2 separate regions of the Homo sapiens genome follow, and region 1 is linked to region 2. A link is an interaction called in ENCODE POLR2A ChIA-PET data of the cell type or tissue named here. Cell type or tissue: endothelial cell of umbilical vein. All regions are shown on one strand. Region 1 overlaps GYG1 (glycogenin 1). Region 2 overlaps HLTF (helicase like transcription factor).

Region 1 (4,000 bases), 61 kb after region 2:
CTGGGTAGCTGATGATAATGTAGGGAATTCCAGACAGGCAATGGCAGGTATCAGGTGAGCACCTGTGTGCTAGACCAGGTATCCTCTGTTAGAGCCAGAGAGGAGGCTTTGAGTAGGGAAAGAAAAGTAAAATGGGACAGAACCTCAGGTACTGGGCTCAAGTGTTAGATTTCAGTAGATTTATATTACAGGCAACCAAGATATTTGAGCATGATATACCGTTCAAAATAATACAAACTCGTGTAACCTTTCCTATCCCCTAAAGTTTATTAAAAAAAAAAAAAGTTAGGAACTGGTTAAAAAGCTATCATCAGAGTTTACTATATTTGGAGACCAAATTCTTTAAGGACATGATGGGGAATAATAATATTTCTACAAGGTAAATTTTACTAATGTGATAATTGAGGCTGTGAGAGACTGAAGTGAGATGCCCAAGGTCACACAACTAAGTGGCAGAGATGGGGTTTGACATGGTTTTACCTCTAAGGCATGAGCACTTACCATCCTACCATGCTGCTGCTGCTCCAAAAAGCATGCAAGAAAAATACAGCCTATTTGTAAAGCTCTTTCCTCTTAAGGTTAATTGATCATTCCACGGTTTGTTTCTTCTGATAAATGAAGAGGATATTTGATATCCCCAAGCTTACTCTTTATTTTATACACGTAAGTATATGTAACACACACAACACTCTTGCTCTATTTAATCCTTAAAAGGATAAAAATCATAATGCCCAAATTTGTGCACAGATAAAGCTATCGATTAAATAACAACTATTATGCATATGGCACTATGCTCAGTGTGTGGCCCCAAAAGGCTTTTGTTCAAACAGTAAGATGGGTCATCTGCATAAAAATAAGCAAGGTGACAAGTTGGGGCTATCAGGGCAGTACTGACATTAAGGGCTACTGAAATTCCAAAGTAATGAATGCAGGTGGGATTTTCAGAGGTGGTTTTGTGCAGGAAGTGGGGGCAGGGACAATGCATGGGAAAGAGTCAGATGACTGCCTTCAACAAATGTTCTAATGAGGATGGGGGAACCCACCACAGAGATCTGACACCTGTGTTGCAGAGTGGAGGGAAGGCACTGCCCCATCCTAGCAATACAAACCCATAAGCCTAAAACCGAAACAGAGTACATAAGAATGAGATATTCCTTCCACCTCCTCGGACGCCCACCCCTCCTGACTCAACTTCCCGGCCTGGAGCCACAGCACCTACTTAGATCCTCTTGTATTAAACTGTTTGATCCTCTTGTTTTAACTGCTAAGCTTCCGCCCATGATTTGCCTAGACTTAATATAAATGTCATACATAGTCATAACATGATAGTAATACTAATTAAAATAAGTTAAAACATGAATATAGTGTAAACTATTCTTTTCTAACCTGCTCTCTTGACAGTTTACTAATGACTAAGCAGTAGTAATAATAAGAGCTCATAATAAGAATATAAAGTATTCATATGTCGCAGGCATTGGTTAGTGTTTGCTTGGTTTACTCAGTTAATCTCCAAAATGACAATGTGAGGAAACCAAGGCATGAAGAAGTTAAATAACTTCTCCAGGATCCCATGGCTGGTGAGTGACAAGGCTGGGATTCCATCCAGGCAGTCTGGCTGCAGAGCCAAGGCTCTTAGCCATGACTAGGCTGCTATTGTAAGACATTCCCAGAATTATAAGGGTATTGTCTGAGAGTGACGTTTGTTAATTTATGGATTAACTCCTGCCTATGGACAATTAATTTGAAAGTGAAAAAGGTATGCCTAAGAATCCTGGCAATCCCCCAAGTATAGTTAAGGTCCCAGCAACAGAAAGTAACCAATAGGAAAGCATATTATGAAGTAAGCAACTTAGCATTCAAGAAGACTGAAGAAAGACTTTTCAGAAGGATGCAGTTTGCAACAGAGGTTAAGGAAAAAATGGAATAACAACAAGAAATGGGTGGTGCTTAAGATCAGCAGGTGACCCACAAGTAGACTGTGCTGGACATTGTCTAAGGGCCTCCCCAGCTCCTGTCTCTGGATTTGGGTGTCAGAGCTCATGCAGAGGAAGGGCACAATGGTCCAATCCACCTGCACACAGACTGCCCTCTGCTGCAGGCAAGAATATACACCTGAGCCTCTGGCTCTGTCCGTATCCCAGCATGGCTCTGGACCGCCACACGACTGGTTCAAGAGGATTCTGCAGCCCTCCTGGATACCAGCTCCATGCCGGTTAAATACCTCTCCATATGGCCTGTGGCCTTCCTCTTGAATGTCAACAAGAACACCATTTGGAAACAATCCACACCCTGCATTTCACTGTGACTCAGGCACTGATCTCTACCTTCATGAATCCCTGAGTATCTCTTTAATTCTAAATCTGTTACTCCCTGTAGTCAGGGGAAGGATCCTCCTTCCTCAAATTACCTTCTTTACCTATTCTACCCTAACAAAGTGAAAAAACTGTATCCACTGGATAGTCCTTTCATAGACAGGGCAGTTTTCATTTTAAGAAATCCCTTGGTAAGGCTGTTTAAAGTAGAAACTGGGATCTTAAGGGGTCCTAAATGTGGGTGAGACTGCTTTTTCTGCCCTAAGGCAAGAAATCCCTTGGGTGCCAGCAAGACAGGGGGTGAGTGGGGAGAGATGGGAGAGGTGAGCAGGACTGTGGAGGGCAGTACTGCACAGTGATGTAGCCTCCCAACAGCTACCCACATTGCAATGAAACAAATCACAAAGTGTTAGGATGTAAGTAGGTTTCTTTACAAATTAGTTGGGGCCAGTTTACTGAGTGGCAAACTTGAAACAGACTCAGAAGTGTGAAGGCACAGAGAAGCATGAGCGAGGAGGTAAGAAAGATTCTGGGGCATACAGAAATCACGCAAAGGATTCAGATATCATAGGTATGCTCAGCCCTGTTTCTGTCCAGTAAGGAATGGAAATGCTTTTAGATGCATTAGGTATTGACATTACTTTCTCTTTTTTTTTTTTTTTTTTTAAGACAGTGTCTCACTCTCTCACTCAGGCTGGAGTCTAGTGGTACAATCTCAGCTCACTGCACTTCAACCTCTGAAGTGCAAGCAATTCTCCCACCTCAGCCTCCCAAGTAGCTGGGACTACAGGCACAGGCCACTATGACTGGCTAGTTTTCGTATTTTTATTTTATTTTTATTTTTTGTAGAGACGAGGTTTCACCATGTTGCCCAGGCTATTCAAGCGATCCACCTGCCTCTGCCTCCCAAAGTGCTGGGATTACAGGTGTGGGCCTGACATTACGGGCCCGGCCTGACACTACTTTAATCAAACTGTTACACACCTACTATCTATGGAAATGGATAGTGGTAGTGAATGGTCAGAGGTTTTAGAGGACCAGCTTTTTATGAGAAGAGCAGGCCTGGATAAGTCACTGAACACGGAAGGTTTAGACCAGCCCAAGAGCCCTTTGGGGGTGGGAAGAGGGCAGAAAAGTGAGAAATAAGGCAGCTGTTAAGTGGGGGAAAAATGGGGCTTGGATAGGAGGGTGAGAGAGAAGTGAAGCCAGATTTTGCAACTTTGTGTAAGGCAGTCATATCACAAGAATGTTCCTAGAACTCATCTAGGGCAGCACTTGGCTTGATATGAGGGATCTCTGCCTGGACCGAACAATGGCCACCTTATATGAAGGTTCAGGAGTCCTTTTAACTCCCATTATGCTCTAACTGTACAACTAAACAGTTATTTACACAGCAAAGGAACCTGAAGGGCTTGCTCTATAAGCTTTCATAAGACACATCATACACAAAAAGAATGAGCAACAGGTCTTGAACACTAGTCTGTTTTCATATCTAGAGTTTCAATCTAGATATTAATTTCAAGTAATTATTTTTATGTCTCAATTACGTTCTCTGAGAAATGTCTTTAAAAGATCATTTTCTATCATAATCAATTTACCCTTTAGTCATTTATGAAAATCGAGAATTACCATACCAAAATGAAGTAAGGGCAAACGTCATAAGTAAAAGGAGAAACTACTTCTTAAGT
Region 2 (4,000 bases):
TATTTTAATTTTTTTTCTACTTTATTGAGATGTGGTTTACGTATGATAAAATGTACATATTTTAAATGTATGATCCTAGTGTTTTGACAAAGATGTATACCTGATAACTACTACCCCAATCAAGATACAGATTGTATCCGTCTCCCTCAAAGTATCTTGTATCCTATTGCATTCATTTTTCCCTGTTCCTGCCCTAGGCAGCCACGAGTCTCATTTCTTTTCTTTTTTTTTGTTTTTTTTGAGACGGAGTCTCGCTCTGTTTCTCAGGCTGGAGCGCAGTGGCGGGATCTCGGCTCATTGCAAGCTCCGCCTCCCAAGTTCATGCCATTCTCCTGCCTCAGCCTCCCAAGTAGCTGGGACTACAGGCGCCTGCCACCATGCCCGGCTAATTTTTTTGTATTTTTGGTAGAGACGGGGTTTCACCGTGTTAGCCAGGATGGTCTGTATCTCCTGACCTCGTGATCCGCCCGCCTCGGCCTCCCAAAGTGCTGGGATTACAGGTGTGAGCCACTGCGCCCGGCCACACAAGTCTTCTATCACTATAAATAAGTTTTGCCTATTCTAGAACTTCATATACATTGAATTCTACAGTATGTACTATTTTAAGTCTGGCGTTTTTCACTCAGCATAATTTAGGTACTTCTTTGGTCTATTTTGGTTAGTTACATTTTTGAAGAAAAGCATCCATTTTATTTAGATATTCAAACTTATTCCCATAGAATTGTGCATAGTAATCATTTATCCTTATAAAATTGTAACTGTAATTTTCTGGAATTGGGGTTTGGTGGTATGATGTGTTGCTCACAAGTGGCCAGAACTCCTATTCCTGAAGGATTTTGAATTGGAGGAACACATACTTAAACTCCCTTTTATGCCTTGGTTCTAGTTACTCTTTCCAAGTTGAATAACCATTTTTTTGGTTGTTTTAAGTTGGTGCTCTGAACCTTAAATTTCAGTACCCTTTACTCTGAATTGTCAAATTTTGATAAAATGTGCCATTTTTTTAATGTCTGCCAGAACATAATTTTATATGCCTTATTGGCTCCATTAAACTTTTTAAAAACTTTTTTAAAAAGGTGATTATATTCCTGTTTTTATTCTTTGTGTTACACATTCGTGTCTTTTTTATTGATTAGCTATGACATTATTTCTTTTCAAGGCAGGCTCTCTTGAATTTTTCTTAATGATTGTGTTTCTTGGCTTAATAATTACTCTTACATTCGGTTTTTCTACTTAGATTTATTTTCTTTTCATTTCTGTTGGACTTGCGATTTGAGCACTTAATTTGAGTCATTTAATCTTTTAATCTTTAAACGTGTTAAGTATTGCGTTGCCTTTAGCCACCACGTTTTGTTATGTAGTAGCATTCTTTATTTTTAACTCTGGTGTTTTCTTATTCTTATTTCATTTTTATTTTTTGTTTTTTTTTTTTTAGTGTGTTTTCAATAAGCATATGGTTAAGTTTATTTTTTGACCCATCAAAGGCTTTATTTTATAATGTGGTTTATTTCTTTTTCTATTTTAAAATACAGTTATGTGTTGCTTAACAATGAAGATACTTTCTGAGAAAAGTGTTAGGTGATTTCTTTGTGGAAACAGAGTGAACAAGATGTTACTTTACTGAATACTGTGGGCAATTGTAACACATTTGTGTATTTAAGCATATATAACATGAAAAAAGTACAGTAAAAATATTGTATAAAATATGAAAAATGGTACACTTCTATAGGGCAGCCCCATTATAATCTTGTGGAACAACTGTTGCATAATGCATGTGGTCTGTCATTGCTGAAATGTTGTTATGCGGGGTATGACTATACTGTTATGATTAATTCTCATTCCTTTTGTTATTCTTGTCTTTGTCTTTTTGTTTTTTTATATGTCCTGTTTTTTCTTGCTGCTGGGACCATGTTTTTGTTTTTATAGTCTCCAATATTTTGGCTCATATATATTTTATTTAAAATTCTAGTAATTACTTATTTGTAACGACAGTTAACTAATTGTAATTAATGATAGCTTATTATGATAAATTACAATTATGTAATACCTTGAGATGAAATGCTCAAAAATTGTTAGTTTTGTGCCCTGCTTTTTTATTTTGGTTATGTATTTTCTAGGATTTGCATAATCCGGTTTAAAAAAGATCATCCTGTAGGCAGTGGCAGAGGGGTGGCGACTGGGAGAGAACATAGCTCTGCCTCATAGATAATATCTCTAAAAGTCTAGAGATGAATATCTGTCTAATACTCTGTTTAGTTCTGGCTGTAATCTCTTGAGTCAGTAGACATGCTGGGAGAGGTTTGAAGCAGCTTTCTTGTATATTTTCAAGGAATTTTTTAAAATTGAGATACATTTATTATAAAATTTACCATTTTAAAGTGTACAGTTGAGTAGTTTTTAGAATACTCACAAGGTTGTGCAACCATCCCTACAATCTAGTTCCAAAACATTTTCATTACTCCAAAAAGAAACCTCATTCCCATTTGTAGTCACTCCCATTATCTCTACCCCTCAGTCCCTGGCAACCATGAATCAGTCTTCTTCCTGTGTATATGGATTTACCTCCTCTTGACATTTCACGTAAATGAAATGATACAATATGTGGCATTTGGGTCTGGCCTCCAATACTCATTTTTATGTTAAATAGATTTTTTTTTTTAGTGTACTATTTTAATTCCCTTGTTTCTTTTACTATATATTTTGAGTTACTTATGATTGCTTTAGGGATTACAATTAACAACTTAATTTATAAGAACCTAGTTTGGATTAGTGCCAACTTAACAGTATATAAAAAACTTTGTGGCTGGGCATGGGGCATGGTGGCTCACGCCTGTAATCCCAGCGCTTTGGGAGGCCAAGGTGAGTGGATCACGAGGTTAGGAGATTGAGACCATCCTGGCCAACATGGTGAAACCCCATCTCTACTAAAAATACAAAAATTAGCTGGGCATGGTGGCACCTGCCTGTAGTCCCAGCTACTTGGGAGGCTGAGGCAGGAGAATCGCATGAACTAGGGAGTCAGAGGTTGCAGTGAGCCGAGATTGTGCGACTGTACTCCAGCCTGGTGACAGCAAGACTCTGTCTCAAAAAAACAACAACAAAGAAAACCCCAAAAAAACCTTTGCTCACAGCTCCATCCTATTGCCTTCCTTTGTGCTGTTATCCAAGTTATATCTTTATATATGTAGTATACCTATCAACAAAGATTTATAATTATATACTTTTTAATGAGATAGGACAAAAATTACAAAAAATTATACTTAAAAATTTTTATTTTTTTAAATAATTTTTTTTTTTTTTTTTTTTTTTTTTTTTTTTTTTTTTTAGAAACTGTCGTTACCCTTTTGCCCAGGCTGGTCTCAAACTTCTTTTGACAGTTTGATTATGATGTGACCAGGTGTGGATCTCTTTGAGTTTATTTTAGTTGGAGTTGTTGAGCTTCTTATATGTGTAGAGTAGTGGTTTCCATCGAATTGGGAAGGTTTTGGCTGTTATTTCTTTAAATATTTTTTCTGCCCCTTTCTCTTTTCTCCTTATGGTACTCTTATGTATGTGTGTTGGTATGCTTGATATTACAAGTTTCTGAGGCTCTGTTGTGTGTCATTTTTTTGTTCCTTAGATTGTATAATCTCAATTGACCTATCTTCAGCTTCGCTGATTTTTCTTATGCCTGCTCAAATTTGCTGTTGAGTCTCTCTGGTGAATTTTTTCTTCAGTTATTGTACCTTTTGACTCTAGAATTGCTGTTTGGTGAGACATCGTCTCCATGCTTTTAGACATGCGTTTTCATGTCGAAAGAAATGATTTGCTTTAGGTCTTTGAACTTATTTTTTTTTTTTTTTGAGACGGAGTCTTGCTTTGTCGCCCAGGCTGGAGTGCAGTGGCACGATCTCGGCTCACTGCAAGCTCTGCCTCCCAGGTTCACATCATTCTCCTGTGTCAGCTTCCCGAGTAACTGGGACTACAGGCACCCGCCACCTCGCCCGGCTAATTTTTTGTA

The links. ChIA-PET counts read pairs that join two places held together with the same protein. Peaks named below come from ENCODE experiments on the same cell type or tissue, not always from the same donor. Only the 100,000 strongest peaks of a DNase experiment are listed, where the experiment ranks them.
Region 1: POLR2A ChIA-PET joins it to region 2 with 7 read pairs; 9 of 35 experiments call an interaction of 5 or more read pairs at or near these places.

The regions. Positions count from the first base shown.
Region 1 is chr3:149,018,047-149,022,046 of GRCh38, reverse strand. All of the region lies in intron 5 of GYG1 (glycogenin 1), which reads right to left. Among named protein-coding and RNA genes, the nearest start is that of GYG1, 29 kb to the right of the region's middle. RefSeq lists an enhancer at 600-1,250. In endothelial cell of umbilical vein, no CTCF peak of the experiment used is centred here; a DNase peak (open chromatin) is centred at 1,606.
Region 2 is chr3:149,078,699-149,082,698 of GRCh38, reverse strand. The region is part of intron 2 of HLTF (helicase like transcription factor); the gene reads left to right. Among named protein-coding and RNA genes, the nearest start is that of HLTF-AS1, 5.6 kb to the left of the region's middle. In endothelial cell of umbilical vein, no CTCF peak of the experiment used is centred here; DNase peaks (open chromatin) are centred at 1,808 and 2,528; H3K27ac peaks cover 560 bases.